2 separate regions of the Mus musculus genome follow, and region 2 is linked to region 1. A link is a loop called in an ENCODE intact Hi-C map of the cell type or tissue named here. Cell type or tissue: left cerebral cortex. All regions are shown on one strand.

Region 1 (8,000 bases):
GTGTTTGTGTGTGTGTGTGTGTGTGTGTGTGTGTGTACAGATGGGGGAGAGAGAGAATCAATATTTTTTCAAGAGTTTTATTGTTGAAACAAACATAGTGTTCTCTTTTAAAATGAGGGAACATTCAAAAATCAAATATTAAAGCTCTCTCTGAAGTGAAAACTTTGAAAGCATGAACATATACTTGGCAGATAACCTTGAAAAAATTCCTCACAGAACAAAAACATACAAAGACAAAGAATACAAGAAATGAATAATATTAAATTAGAAAAACAGCTTCAAATACTAAGAAATTCCCAAAGGAAGAAGAACAAAGTCAGAATGAGTCCCACTTTCCCAGGTCTCCAGGGAAGGACCACGTGGATTGCCGAGGAGCATGAGGTGGACAGCACCAGTGACGAGCAAAACCTCACTTCAAGGGATATCACTGTAAAAACTTCACACTCCATGAGAAAGAAGCCCCTTCCTGCTTTCAGCAAAGTCACACACAGAGGATCAAGAGGCAACAATGCCCATGGCGGGCCTCAGTGTCTTCTCTTCACTGACCACTGGTCCATTGGCAATGACACCAGAAATTAGAAGTGAGACACTGATTTTAAAATTATGAAGAAAAATAACGCCAATTCAGGAGTCTATATGTGGGCAAACTGTCAATCAAATATCAAGGGAGAATAAGTCCATTTTCAGGCTCTGAAATTTTCAATATTTAATGTCCTTTATATGTTTCTCTAGGGTGTGGTCTCGCAAACAGAGGGAAGAATAATAAGATGAGACAATATGGGATCCAAGAAGAAACGATCCAGCGCAAGCAAGGGGAAAAGAAGATTCTGGGATGGTGATGAAAACTGAGACAGACAGGTGCTTGGCAGGTCTGTAGTGCAAACAGCACAGACTGAAGAAGAAAGAGAGAAGGCATCTAGATCATTCCAAGGTTAAAATGATGGAATTAATGTGTGGTGCATAATACATTGAGAAGAAATTTACATACGTGGAAAATGTGTAGGTAAAAATTGATGCTGAGTGAACAGGAACGTACACAAATGAAGAATTGGGACAATTATTAACTCCAGGGAAAATTAAAAGTTGTACAAGAAAGGAAATGTAATGGTGCTTTTACTACAGGGGCATGCTGTGAATACAGTCATAATTATGTAAACACTGAACACAGATCTCACTAAAAAACGATGATATAAGTCTTCTGGGAGGTTGGGGAAAGGAAAATTGTGGAGGCAGGGGAAGGAGGTGCTAAAGAGAGAGAGAAATCTTCCTCTTTCATAGTGAGAACTTAATAGAGAGTCTCCAAGAGTGGAGAACAAAGAGATTCATGTGGAAGTTATTCTGCAGAATGAAAATGAATGTCCAAAGAATAGCAAAAGTGGGCTGTCCCTGGGAAAGGTTGCAGATATTTTATTTTTTGTAACAAGGTTTGGAACCATTTGGCTTTTAAAAACATGAATAACAAACTAAAACGTAAAGATGCAATTCTGTGGATGGAGAAAAGCAGCAGCTACCTCCAGGACAGAGGAAGCATTGTATATAATTACCCAAAGCTTGGTGCTGAGTGGTGGGTGGAGGAAGCCTTCCTGGAGCCTGGGAGTGTGGCAAGATCTGGAGAGGTGAGCAGCCTCCAGATTTGAGGGCTCTGCAGGGATCATGTCTAGGATGCAGGGAGATACCTCTGAGTGAGCCATGGAAGATGGAAGACTGGCCGGGCCCCTTAAGATGGGCTGGTTGTCAGAAAAAGACTGAGTCCGGTGGTGCAGAATAGTGGCTCATTGGTCAAGCTAAATTCTAAAATGTACTTTCTGTGATCACAGTGGAGAAAAATACTAACCACAAGAAATCAACAAGGCTCCATGGTTCATGAGGCAGTCGCAGCAAAACAACTGTCTTCCTTCTGAAGTATGGCAATGGAAGAGCAAGAGAGAGCTGTGCCCCAGGATCTCTTGCTTCAGTTATTTTCTCTCTGCTCTTTTTGTGAACAAGATAGAGTGATGCATAGCTCAAGGGTTCAATCTTAGCTGATTTCTGGCCCAAGGTAGTGTTTTGAACTATGAATAGGATGGTGGCATTTTAATCAAGCTCCCACAAGTCAGAACCTGAGAAATTTGGCTAATAGTTGGGAATGGAAGGGTGGCCTCCTAAGTGATCTTGCCATGGGGAAAATAAATGGGTTGAACCTAACAATCTGAAATCAATAGAAACTAGAGTTTATTCCTCTAACTGATCCACTATCACTGGCCATCTGCTTAGCTTCCCTTAGATTCTGGGTTGGTCTCTTCTGGACTTCAATGTCAGCCTTCCCTGCTTTTTGTGTGAGATCCTCTCCACCCTCTTCTCCCCCACCTCCATGTGCTTCCACAACACAGACTCAGCTGTCAGCTTTAACTTCTCACTGCAATCACCCTTGTCCCCCAATTCCATCAGGGTTTAACACCCACTCACTGGGTTCCCACTGGCCGCAGTCAATGTGTGTTAAAGTAGTATATAGCAATTTAGAGCTGTTTCTTCCTTTACTGGTCAAGAAATACAATGTAGCAAAATAACTGATGGAGACTGTGTTCAAATGGTCTGATGGAGACAAACTTTCATGTTACAAGGCTGTGTGAAGGTGGAGAAGTTTTTAATTATTCTGTACTTCAGTATCATCTAAAGAGAAGGGTCATAACCTCTCCTAGCTTATAAAAAGGACCACAGGATTAAATGACTCCATATCAATAACCAGAACCATAAATTGCTTTGAGATGATTGTCATTTGGTCAGCAACCACTCTGTGATCCGTCTCTGTATTGTCTTAAAATTATTCTTTATAACGTGGCAAGTATAAGGATACCTGCTTATAGCACTTCAGTTTCTCTACTATACCCAAGGAAAGCCCCGATTCTTCAAACTGCCCACAGTTCCTTATTATGTGCCCGTCCACCTCACCAGCCTACTCCCTTCCCAACACTCCTCAGAGTCCTGGCTCTAGCCCTGCAAAGTGAGCAATGGGTGGCCACTGGCTTCCTCTAGACTTGTAGAATCCTGGCGTTCCGTTCCCTCTGAGGGTTGGTCCTAGGCAGAGCTACATTCATAGCAAATCAACTTGGAAGAGCAAGCAGAACTGAAGTCATGACAAGTTCTTCATGTGAACACTTCATTATGGGTCAGGCCACGTGACCTCCACACTCCCATCAGGGACTTGCTTTGAATGACTTCTTGCAGAGCTAAAAACACCTTCCTAGAGAGGCCTCTTTTTCCTTGGAACTGCTGGGCCCTTTTCTAACACTCTCTCCGGAACCCTCCATCTCTGTTCTTGTTGGAGTGTATAGACCACTTATGACCTTTGAGCTCTGAACCAGCATCCACCAGACCTGGGAACCGTGGCCAAGAATGTCTTCGAGGTCGAGGAGCCTGTAGCTACACATACTGAATCACTTTGTCCTGAAACTAGAAGATGTTCTCAGATTCTCACTCTTAATGATCTGAACGCACCTACCCCAGCATGCACATGCCCATTTGTGCCAACTTAGCGTGAGCATAAACGAACTTAAGTTGCCCTCTGTGACACCCTTTAATCACGACTTTCCTCAAAAATATGAAAAGAAAAAGAAATATTGCTGCATAGGTCCTCCAACTTGGGAGTGTGGGCTTCCAGGAGACAGGGGCCAGTCCTGATGTAGGGACTCAGGGTGCATGTGAGTGGAACGCCAGTGCCATCCAATGGCTATCTCGTGTAACTGCAACAGCTCCACCCTTGACCTGCACCAGTATTTTTCCTGTTGCACAGACCTGCTTTCTTGAAGTCTTTGGGTGCGCTGCCTACCTGTAGTCTCTCCCTCCCTCTCTAACCTGTCTCTTTCAACGTCTTCGGTTAAGCATTTGAAAGCTTGGTGCTGTATGCCGTTTCAATAGTAGTCAAAATGTAGTTATGGCCTGTCTTGAGGGAGTGCCTAAAATTGGTTTTATGGGAGGATATTTTCAACTTTTGATTCTTACTCTTTGATGAGTATATACTGGAGTTTTCCAGAGATTCTGTGAACTATGATAAAGAGGCATTGAAGCAGATGTACATATATGAATCAAGCTGCTTTCTGTTAGCCAAAATACCAGAGACTGACGAAAATGTTTAAATGTCATCCATTAAAATCTTTGAGAGATAATTATTTTACTTACATTAACCAGTACTGGGTCATTATTTCAAATGAGCTGAGAAATATTTTTAAATTTATATGTTTAAAATATAAATATTTTATTTTTTTTACTGTAATGAGGGCTGAGAGAGAAAGCTCTTCAGGATCCTCTATAAGATGTAAGAATGGAGAGTGTGACAGGTCCTGAGACTAGGCAATGTAAGAATAACTGCCTCCTGGCCCCAGAGAATGTCAAAGCGTTCTGCTAGCATCATTTCTGGAGAGGACAGTACATGGGGGACGCCCCTGGTGGCATGGATGGAAGGCAGAGACTTGTGGGTTGGGTTTTCATCCTGCACACTGTCTATCCCTACAAAGGCTGGAAACATGGAAAACTGGGGTAACAGCCTCAGAGATATCTCATTTCCATGCCCCCCTGGGTGTGACCAATACAGGTCACCAAATTAGTCTGAGAGAAATGGGAACTGGGCACAGAGGTATGTATTTTTAATCTAGGCACCCAGGAGGTGCAAAGATCATGAATTTGAGATCACCATAGACTAGAGAAAGAGACCAGCAATAGGTAGATAGATAGATAGATAGATAGATAGATAGATAGATAGATAGATAGATAGATAGATAGATAGATAGATGCATACATACATACATACATACATACATACATACATACATACATACATAATACATAATACATATGGAGCACCTATAGCTAATCTCTCTCTGTTTCTCCTCTGTCCTAATTATAAGAAATCAGATGAATTTCATTTTCATTAAGGAAACTGCCATCTATGGCATAGCTTACACTATGCCCGTTCTTTAAAAAATCATGAGCTAATAGAAGAGTGCTGTGTTTGCTATCTTGAAGAGGAGAATCACCTAAAATTAAAAATCCCTGCCTTTCCAATTGGACGGATGTACCAGAGTCATATATTTTATGTCTCCTTATTTCTTCATTTTTGGATCCTTAGTGATTCAACACTGTGAAATTTTCATTTAAGTACAGGCTGCTGGGTTATATTCCTTCAATTTTTATGTATATAATGTTCTAATTTTATGAAAACTCAAAGCCCATGGGTGCAGTTTTTCCCTACTATTCAAAAATTGTTTGAGAAATAACTGTCAATTTTTTCTTGTAACTTTTTAAAAACATTTCATTATTAATTTATATTTCTATTACAATTTCACTGCAGTCTTACCAACTTTTCACAGGGGCCACAACATTCATTCCTTTAAGTATATCATTTTATTGTTTTGAATTTATTGCTACTTGCATAAGAGTCATTATTATTTCATTGTAGAACTTTTTGCTCAGTCCTAAAAAATATCCTCTTTCTTTCATGCCCTCAGGCCAGAACCCCCAGGCATAGTGACCTCCACTTTCTGTCTCTATAGACTCTCCTGTCTGGGGCATCTTGTATAAATGCAGTCATGTTTCATCTGTGCAAGCAGACTTCAAATCCTCCCAGGAAGAAACACATTATAAAATGTCGTTGGGTGTGCGTGTGCATGTGTGTGTGGGTGTGTGTTTCTGTCTAGTTTCACTCACTTTGCAAAGCATCCTTCAGGCTTATCCTAACTGTAGCAAAGGCCAATCCTTTCCATTACGGTCAAACTATTACAGCAGTATGTGAATTGGTTGTATTTACCAATTCATGGGCCAATGGGTAGTTGCTGTTTTGTGTAATGCCATGAATCTTGGTAAATTGCTTATAGATAAGTTTTTTGTCTAAATATGTGTTTTCCCTTTCTCCTTGATATATAGAGTATCACTAGAATTGCAGTTACATGCTAATTCTGTGTTTAATATTATGAGAAACTTCCTAAGCGTGTTCCCAGGGGCAGCAGCATCACACAATTAACCAAAAAGTTTTCTACATCATAACCTGTGTTATTATTGTTATTATTATTTTGTTGTCCTGGTTCATTGTAAAAAAAACTTTCTATTGTGAACATGTTTTTCTAGTGACCAATAATGCTAAGTGCATTGAGTTGTGAAAGTCAGAGATTATGGACAAATTTCAGTGTTTTGCCTCTTCCCTCAGACTGACTATGTGACCAATTAAAGATTCTCTTAATTGGAAACCAGAAAATCTTTGTTATTTTATAAAAGAAAATCAGGAAAGAGCCCTAACTGATACCTAGGGTACATACTTTAAGTTTTTATTATTTTTTAAACATTTAAAAATTTATTACACAATTATTTCCTTCCTTATACTCTTCATTAAAATTCCAAATAATATTCAAATCTTTTCTTACGGTTGCAATTTTCTGCTTCTTGTCTGTGAACTGAGATGTTGCTTGGCGCCTGGAGGTTTATGGCAGTTTCTGTAGCATCATGAATCACACCTTTGTGTGTAAATAAAATCTTTGTGTTAAATTATTTTTGACTGACACCATTGTTATTCACTTGCCTGTTGGTTGCATCTGTACAAACTATTCTGTCAAATGTTTGCTTAGAATTTTATTCTCTTCATGAAATTCTTAGACAAATGGATGGAACTAGAAAATATCATCCTGAGTGAGGTAACCCTACCACAAAAGAGTTTACATGGTATGCAGTCACTGATAAATGAATATTAGTCCAAAAGCTCAGAATACCCAAGATACAATTCACAGACCACATGAAGCTCAAGAAGAAGGAAAACCAAAGTGTGGGTGCTTTGGTCCTTCTTAGAAAGGGAAACAAAATACTCACGGGATCAAATACAGAGACAAAGTGTGGAGCAGAGACTGAAAGAAAGGCCAACCAGAGACTGCCCTACCTGCGTATCCATCCCATATACAGTCACCAAATGCAGACAATATTTTGGATGCCAAGAAGTGCTTGCGGACAGAAGCCTGATATAGCTGTCTCCTGAGAGGCTCTGCCAGTGCCTGACAAATACATAGGCAGATGCTTGCAGTCATCCATTGCACTGTGGGATCCCCAATGGAGGAGTTAGAGAAAGGACTGAAGGAGCTGAAGGGGTTTGTAACCCCATAGGAAGAACAACAATATCAACCAACCAGACTTCCCAGAGCTCCCAGAGACTAAACCACCAACCAAAGGGTACACATGGAGGGACCCGTGGCTCCAGCTGCCTATGTAGCAGAGAATGACCTTGTCAGGAGTCAATGGGAGGAGAGGCCCTTGGTCCTGTGAAGGCTCAATAACCCATCCTAGGGGAATTCGAGGATGGTGAGGTAGGAGTGGGGGAAGGAAATACCCTCATAGAAGCAGGGGGAGGAGGAATGGGATAGGGGTTGTTGGGGGGGGGCACTGGGAAAGGGGATAACACATGAAATGTAAATAAAGAAAATATCCAGTAAAAAAAAGTAAAAAATAAATGAGAAACAAAAGAATTTTATTCTCACGTTTCTTTCATTCTAATAGATAACATGTATGTTGGCTTTTAAAGATAATGAAATCTGAATCTTTGTCTTTTAATGAGAAACCTGTCTAGGACATTGATTTTGTTATATTTCATAGCATCAGGTTCTGTGACATTCCATATTTTTAATACATTTCATTGTCAATTGTTTTCTAACCCCTGATAATAACACCCTGCATCTGGCTTACAGTTGTACCTTGAGTAAGAAGTCCGGGATGGGCCATTGGTCTCCAGTGACTTCTCAAAGGCACCACTGACACCATTTTCTTTGAAAGGGAATCCCCTCTATTTGATGACACTTTGCTCAGCTGTCCCCATGGTCACCAAGGCTAAGTCATCCAGGACCGGCATCTTCGTTGTCGTCACTCTGTTTATTGTTAGTGTGGGCCCCTTACATTGTCTTTGATTATTGTTTTATTTTAAATTCTTATACACTGTTGTGATCACATACAGAGGAATGATGAAGACATTCCTTTTTAGCTTGAAGTCAACTTCA
Region 2 (8,000 bases), 450 kb before region 1:
GAGGAAGGGGCGGAGGAGACCCCGAGCGTCCTGCACAGCAAGGTGAGAGCAATAAAAAGCCAGAGATGGGAAGAGTGAGAAACTGGGAGATTTGGTAACTGGGATATGAAGATGAGGGGTGGTTCTCTGGGAAGAAAAGGAAGCCAGTTGTACCAAATGATACCGATGGGCGAGGGAAAAGCAGACGTCAACACAACATCCCAGGTCATTGGAGAGCTGTAGCGCAGTTTCTGCTGAGTGGAAGAGGCAGTGCCAGCAAATGTCCTTCACAGGTGTACATTTCAAAACTGCCCTCGAGTCCGTATCATGTGGAGATGCCTTATTCACTCCGATTATTTTATACCGAGTGGGTGCAACCAGCCGCTCAGTGTAGGAGAGGCTGGGGGAGAGAGGGTGCAGTGATGGACAGCTGGTGACTTAATCTGCTGTTGGTTCCCACCCAGAGGGCACCAAGAGAGGCACGATGGGTAAACAGTCTTTTGGTCTCAGGCTCCTCCTAAGGCTCGGCTTCAGCTGTAAGCTGCTTTCTCTGCTCTGGGAGCATAACCTTCAAGAGAATCCTTCAGAAAGGGGAGCTAGCTAGACAGGCGTGGCAGTTGCAGCGTCCACACTGAACCCTTCCCTTCCTAGGCACCCCCTTACTTGTTCTGGCATCTAACACAGTACCAGGTACACAGACTGCACTCATTATATATTTGTAGAATGGATGAATCAATCTAAGCCCAAGTAGGCTGAGTGAGCTTTGCAGAATGTGGGCTCCATTGATGTGTTTCCTGAAACAAGAGGCCAAGAGGGTGGGGTGAGGGGGGCGGGCTGCTTCGGTTAGTGGTTCCTACTCTCTGATCACCCTCAGTAGCAGGCACAGGAGCTCTGCTGAGTCTCTCTCACTTACCTTGACCTTGGCAGAGCAGCACAAGTGGTCCTCTAGGTGAGGAGGCGAGGAGGGCAGAGATGGGGCCAAGATCCAGTCTTTCCAGTCAAAGGCTCTAAATCGCTGCCGTTGACTTTCCAAATGGCAGTTAACATCTAGTAGGTCAACATATTTGCTTGTTCATTCAGGCTGAACAGTGATCTCATTTGATGCCAAAAAAAAAAAAAAAGGATTAAAGAAGTGAGGCTACATCTCTGTGATTCCAGACACGGGGCATGCAAATAGAAATGCAGGTGGCATAGTCGACCCCATGTATCTTGTATGTAGTTTCCAGCCGGAGCTCTCATATGGTGGGTTGTCCTCCCAGGCTACAATACTGGGGCATCATGGACTGATTGCTTTCACTGGTTGCCTCCATTTGAAAGGACTGTCTTCTTCTTAGTCTCTTTCTGTGCACTCCATGTCCTATTTCTAGGAGAGAGCCTTTCAGGAAACGGTCTCCACTGTTTATCCTTTAAACTCTATGTTCTTAGAGTTCTTAGACCATTTCTAGTTTATCTTTGAGCTCCAGAAGTCCAAGAGAAATGTCCAGCACATGAAAAGGGCTTTATGAATATGTGCCAAGTGGTTTATGAATTCATGAATCAGTAAACATCCAGCCCTCTCAAGTAGCATGGGCCTTTGGATTTCTGATACTGCCCCAGTCTTGCCCTTTTCTTTTCTCTTTCTGCTGGGTATTGAACCAAGGGCTGTGTACATGCTGGATAAGCACTCTGCCACTGGGCCACATCCCCATCCTTGAGTTTGGGAGATAGGGCTCACTGTGTATCCCAGACTGATCTCAAAGTGGGAATCTGATTGCCTCCCTTTTCCCGAGTGCTGGAATTACAGGTATATAACACCACACCTAGCTTTATTCCTTTTTTGACCATATCTTAGGCACTTATATGTTTCTACTCCCCAATCTACCCCCAGCCCTCAAACCAAAGCCATTCAATGACTGTATTCTGTCCTTTCTGAAACAGAAAGCTACCCATTAGTCACAAGGTGCCTGTTGTGTGTTATCCCACTTTCAGTGACATAGACAAGACATGGGAAAGACACTTACACAGCACTTACTGTGTGATAGGTGCCACTCCAAGAGCTATATACAGATCAACGAACACTCTTTCATAACAGTCTATTGGTATGGTGTATTCTTATTTAATCCCCTGGGAGACTCTTAACTTAACTTCATGCCTTTCTTCTGCAATACTAACCTCATGTCTGTGACCTAACTCTTAAGCAAGGAAGACATTGTTTGACATACATCACCTTAACAGCAGCCACTGCAATAAGGAATCTGAGGCTTATTATTATCAGGAGAGCTGACTGCTGTTTCCCAGCTCTCTGTCACTGGAAAAGTCCCTTACTTTCTGGGCCTCAGATAACAAATAGAATATGTCTCACATCTCTGCAGCAAAGAAGCAGTAAGATGTCCTTAGTGCTGTTATTACTGAAGAGGTGTTGAGTTACCATTAAGTGATAGGTTCAAAAATTCCTTTGGGCAAGTTCCAGCTGTTTGATCAACTGATAGGTACTGGTATTCTGTGGTTCCTTAAACCCAGGTCTGCGAGATGCTCGTTCCAGGGCTGGACATTGTTATATAAGGATGTGAAATTCCATTTTCCGCCAGAGTCAAGGCTGTGCGGTGCTGTGAATGCCAGCAGCCTCCCGAGATGTCTGCATTTCCATCCTGCTCTTCTGCTCCGCTGTGCATTTGCACAAGGTTTCCTGCCAACTTTGTCTTAGGAACCCACTCCCAAGCCCTCTCTGCATTATGTTCCTTAGAGCACTGTTTTGCATAAGAGTCTATTTCTTGGAAAAGCTCAATAAGGAGAAAATAGAACAAAGGGGCCTCTGATAGTTTAAGCACAAGCCACCCGAGTGTAATTGGCAAGGCAGAGTGATCAGGATTGGTGGGAGGGGAACATGTCTTCAGCCAAGGCCCAGATTTTCAGATTCCTCAATGAGTGGCTAAAATCTTATATGAAGAGGGCCCAAAGCCTGTGAGGTCTGGAAAGATCTTTGTGAATGAATGGGGTAGATTCTCAACTCACCACTCTGTATGCCTTGGCATGTGCTCCACGGCCTGCCTGGTCTGGGGATACTGAAATGGCTTTGCCTCCCTTCTCTTACATACGAGGCTGAAAATACTCCTGTCAGTCTTCCTCGATCTTGTCTGACAGTTGAATTGTTCACAGGAGTATCAGGGATACAGGAAAAAGGATTCTGAAATGTAATAATCTGTATATGTTCAATAATCTGGGAAAGTTTTTCAGTGGCTTCCTCTGCTCCTATTGAATTCTGAGTCTGCAGATCACAGCTTGCAGGGAAACATGCAGAACATTTGGCTGCTACATCCTGAGCATCCCTCACCCCCGATCTCTCTCTCTCTCTCTCTCTCTCCTCCTCACCCCTCTGCTCCTCCCTCCCGTGTGTGTGTGTGTGTGTGTGTGTGTGTGTGTGTGTGTGTGTTGGTAACCTTGTGCCCAATAAGGGGGTATGAACTTCTTGGGAGCTGTGAGAGGAATTGCTGGTAGTGTGAAATGGAGGGTGTAGATCTCGACAAAGTTCCACTGAGAGTGGCATAGAGCTGGTGACTGATTTAGGACTTCTGAGCTCTCAAGGTTGGTTCCTGAGGTACTGTATTGCTAAGTACTTGTACTCAGAGTGCTGTCTCAGGAGTGACCAGTAGATGGTGCTCTGGCAACAGGGAAATAAGACTTCTGGCTCCCTGAGGCTGAGAAAAGGGTTTTCCAAGGGTTTTAAAACTGGTTTCCAGAGTTCTGATCAGTTGCTGCTTCTCCACACTTCCATTTGTGGTCTTTAAGAGAACAGTAAAACCAGGGGGAAACATACTTACCAGATTTCCATACAAGGATCATGATGGCAATGTTCTGGCCACTCCTGATAGTTCCCTTTAGTGTGGTTCCTGGAATATTTAGGCACCGGTCAGAATTCATCTTGAGAGTAGGAGGCAGGGCATCCACAGGCTTAGCATCATTGTGTCTCCACTTGATGATATACACGTTGCAATTATGTAGCATGGCTATTAGAAACTGAAAATCAGATCCATTAGATGTTTACACTCTGCCTTTTATCAGATCGGAACCAACACCTCATGACTCCGAAGCTCTGCTGTTCTGTGGTCTGAATCAGCACCTTAATTCACGCTCCTCTGGGCTGTGAGGGCTATAGTAGTGCCCTGCTGTAGGGCTTATGTACACTGGTAGCTATAACAATCGCTGGTGCAATTTAATCTTTAAAACGGTATCCACCTGACAAGTTGCAAAGTGAAGAGAAGGAAGCCAGTATAGAGACCCAGAGGTCTTAAAGCTCTCAAAGCTGTGACATTCAGGTTGAAGGGGAAAAGAGAAGAACACGCCTCAGCTTTGCTGCCCTTAAACCAAGCCCCCTTCTAAACCTACTGATGCCATAATATTTTCCCTGGCCCTCTGGGACTGCTTCTCCAAGAATCCTAATGAACTCTACCACAGAGCCATTCCTGCTCCCGAGTAAACTCTGCCTAGATGTTGGTAAAGCCTGCTCCGTGGGAATGCAGGAAGGCTAGGCTCAGCCCCATGAGGTCCCAGTGTGGCCAGTGTATTGTCTTGCATATTCTAGGCTTCTAAAGAATTCAGCAGTCACAGGACTCACAGAGTATGGAAGAAAGAGGAACCCGAATCAGTACTAGATTTTGGCTTACTGGGTAAAGAGACAAGGCAGGAGTCCTTAGTCTTTCTCGGAAGTACTTGTGGAAGGTAAAAGGCTAGTGTGCCCTGTTTAGCAAACAGACACAGAGGCATGATGAGGAAGGTGTTATGTCTCATCCTTGAAGTGAGCTTTAGAGCAGAGCTTGCTAGGCTATACAATCTCGTGGAAGTTATGAAAGACACATCATTTATGTCATCATCCATATGGCTCATTATTTAATCCCCAATGTCTAAAATAGTGTCTGTTGTGGGGAATGTACGCAAATATATTTGCTAAATGAATGGTTTGTATGGCTCCTCTGCTATGGAAGATCAGATTTTTTTTAGTCCCGTGAAGTTTACAGAGCTCTGAGATAGCCACTCTGTCTAGGTGACCATCTAGTGAGACTTCACAGCCACCTTCCTTTACTCTGTCTCCTAATAAGCTCCTCGGCAAAGTGAGATCACAATAACAGGTGGCACTGGCACACTTCCAGCCGAGATTTGATCTGAAATGATCTCCGATGAATCCCAGGGTCAACACTCGCTTCCTGAGGGCAGGGGTGATTGCAAGGCATCCCTGTGTTGAGGCCATTTCTTTGCATTTCTTGTACACAGACCCTTTTCTGTCACACACACCTACACACTCAACATTCTCATACAACAGACATGTATCAGTGCACACACATAGACACTCACAGACACATACAAGTAGGAATACACGTGCCCAACACCCAGACACCACTTTATCTCTTAATCAGTTAATTTCACACACTGCCTTTCAGGCCTGCCGAGGTGGCGCTGCCCTCATGGTGACTTCCAACACTGGGGCTTTGGTTTGCCTTTGCTTACGTCTTCAGCCAGCCCTTGCCCTCAGCGCTTCCTTCGCTTCCGTAGAAAGGTTATGGATACAACTATGTGTTGAAGCCAAGGGTGAACATAAGTCAAGGAAAGTATGTTCCAGACAGTGCAGATGATGGGAGGGGACAGGGATAGACTGTCCACGGAGTCTCCTGTAGGCAAGGACTAGATTGTTAAACACAGAGCTTCTTTCTCTGGACTACATGTCCTCCCTCTGCAGCTCAGACACTTTTTTTTTTAAAATGACATAGGTTTGAGAAGATCAATGGACCTTGGTTGAAAGTAAAAGGTGGTGGTGGGTGGGAAACCCCCTTTGTTAGGATTTTGAGGGCACTTTGCTTAGGCTCTCTGTCTGGGGATTGGAATATCTGGGCCACCTGCCAGGAGGAAAGTGGAACCCAATCTAGAAGGCTGCTTTGTAAGGTCCCTTAGGGTCCATAGGACAGAAGGTCCCAGAGAAGCAGAGGTACTTCTCTATGAGGTCTGTTAAGTGTTGGTTTAGGAAGAGGGCACTCTCTTTGCCCTGGGGATCCCTGTTGATGGTAGTGGAACCTAGGAGATCCAAAGCAGAGGCTACAAGATCCTAGGGTGGGGTGCACAAGTCCCTACTCTCCACTAGAGCAGTGGCGAGCAGAACCCTATGCAGAGTATGGAAAGAGGCACAGCCCTGAGTACCCTTCCTAGGACCAAAGAGAGTGTTCCTGGACAGGTCTTTGATCTGTTGCAGAGAGTCTGCAGGCATCACCAGCTTCAGTGGGCCTCTCTTTTCCATCTCCTGAGGGAACCGCGACTCTTCCTTGGACCCTTGCCTAGGTAGCCTTCAGTCAAACGAATTCACAAGCCAAACCAGCCTCACCACGCTGGACTCTGAGAGCCCCGCCCCCGCGTCTCTCTCGGATCCTTGGCCACCTTGCTGCGCTGCTGCGCTGTGCTCCTCAACCTGCCCTTAAGCATCGTCTCTGCTCTCTGTAGCCAGGAAGGCCGGGAGGAGAAAGAGCTGGTCTTTGGTGAGGAAGTTCGGTATGTGGATTAAGTCCTATGCCCTGCCATCACTAGCTAGGCTGACTGCAACCTGTTCCTCACTGCGACCGCCCGCCCGCTCGCTCGCTCGCTCTCCCACCCTCTTCCCGGCGCAGCCGCGGATCGCTGTTGCATGCTGATCCTGGGAGGCGGCGGCGGCGGCGGCAGCGGCGAGCGCTCTGGGCGGATGCTGGCACTTGGGCTTCGCTGCTCTCTGGTTGCTGCTCAACTTCTACCCCAAAAGCAGGAGCTGTGAAGTCATTTGCCCCTCTCCGGCTGGTTCGACTTCTCATCTTCATTTTTCGGGCGATGCGGTTTACGCAGGAACCTTAGTACCGCTCTCCCCCCCACCTCCATCTCCCTCTCTCCAACCTTTGGATGCATCTCCGCTGGCAGATTTAAAGAGCCAAGTCTTGGCTGTGGAATTTCTTAGATGGACTTGCAGGGGCTGGCGTTCTAAAGCATGTCACCGTAGCTGGCCCTTGTCTTTTTTTCTTTTCATTTTTTTCAAAGTTCTTTTGTTTTCATTTCCTTCTTCCTCTCTACCCCTCACCCCGACCAATAAATCAGCAAACTGTTACCTAGCGGACCAGTGCCTGCCTTTCTCTCAGCCAGGTGGTACGTGTGCCAGAAGAGGAGCTATGTTTGAGGACCGACCTTCTCCACCCCTCTCCGGTCCCTGAACACCACCCCACGCTGGCATTTTGGGGGAAAATATTCCCTCTAGAAGCCCTACCCCCTTCTTCTTCTTCTTCTTCTTTTTTTTTCTTGAGGAATGGAGCTTCGCAGAGGTTGCCTTTAGATTCAACAGTTCAGAGCAGGGCTGAAGAGCCTGCAGGGGTCCCCAGAGGCGGTGGTCCCTGCGCCTGTGTGGATAAGGCTCTGAGCCTGCCTGTGTCTTTTCTGCCTCTTGTTGTGTGCGGGTGTTCGGCGATCACCTTTGTGTGTCTTCTGTCTGTTTAAACTTCAGGATGGCTCGCTTCGGGGAGGCGGTGGTCGTTGGCAGGCCAGGCTCAGGCGATGGAGACTCGGACCAGAGCAGGAACCGACAAGGAACCCCCGTCCCGGCCTCGGGGCCGGCGGCCGCCTACAAGCAGTCAAAAGCGCAGAGGGCGCGGACTATGGCTTTGTACAACCCCATACCAGTCCGGCAGAACTGTTTCACGGTCAACAGATCCCTGTTCATCTTCGGAGAAGATAACATTGTCAGGAAATACGCCAAGAAGCTCATCGATTGGCCATATCCTTTCTTACCCACCATGACTTCCCTCTCCCCCTTTGCATTCCATCGGGTGAGGGGGGGCACCTAGCATGGAATCTATTCCCCACCCCTTCCTGGTGCCAAAATTTGCCCCTTTGCTCAAGTGCACCCTACCTTGTTGCATTCACGGGGCAAGCCTGATGCCCCGGAGACCTATTTGGGCAGTAGTGGTTTTCAAGGTAAGACTTTTGGTTTTGGGGATTATTTTCCATGTGGAAATCTCTAAGTGTACTTAGGTGCCTGGTGTGGAGAC

The links. Peaks named below come from ENCODE experiments on the same cell type or tissue, not always from the same donor. Only the 100,000 strongest peaks of a DNase experiment are listed, where the experiment ranks them.
Region 2: a loop joins it to region 1, with 13 times the contacts of the local background. A loop is called at or near these places in 36 of 42 quality-filtered maps.

Annotation. Positions count from the first base shown.
Region 1 is chr1:154,277,318-154,285,317 of GRCm38, reverse strand. No RefSeq gene overlaps it. Among named protein-coding and RNA genes, the nearest start is that of Gm30465, 17 kb to the right of the region's middle. In left cerebral cortex, a CTCF peak has its summit at 3,706; DNase peaks (open chromatin) are centred at 1,554, 3,703 and 5,640; H3K27ac peaks cover 609 bases.
Region 2 is chr1:154,725,377-154,733,376 of GRCm38, reverse strand. It overlaps Cacna1e (calcium channel, voltage-dependent, R type, alpha 1E subunit), which reads left to right and starts at 7,457. Exons shown (of 47, transcript NM_009782.3): 1 at 7,457-7,726. The coding sequence starts at 7,458. In left cerebral cortex, CTCF peaks have their summits at 3,609 (motif pointing right) and 6,372; DNase peaks (open chromatin) are centred at 6,656, 7,430, 7,526, 7,776 and 3 more places; H3K4me3 peaks cover 2,056 bases; H3K27ac peaks cover 2,360 bases.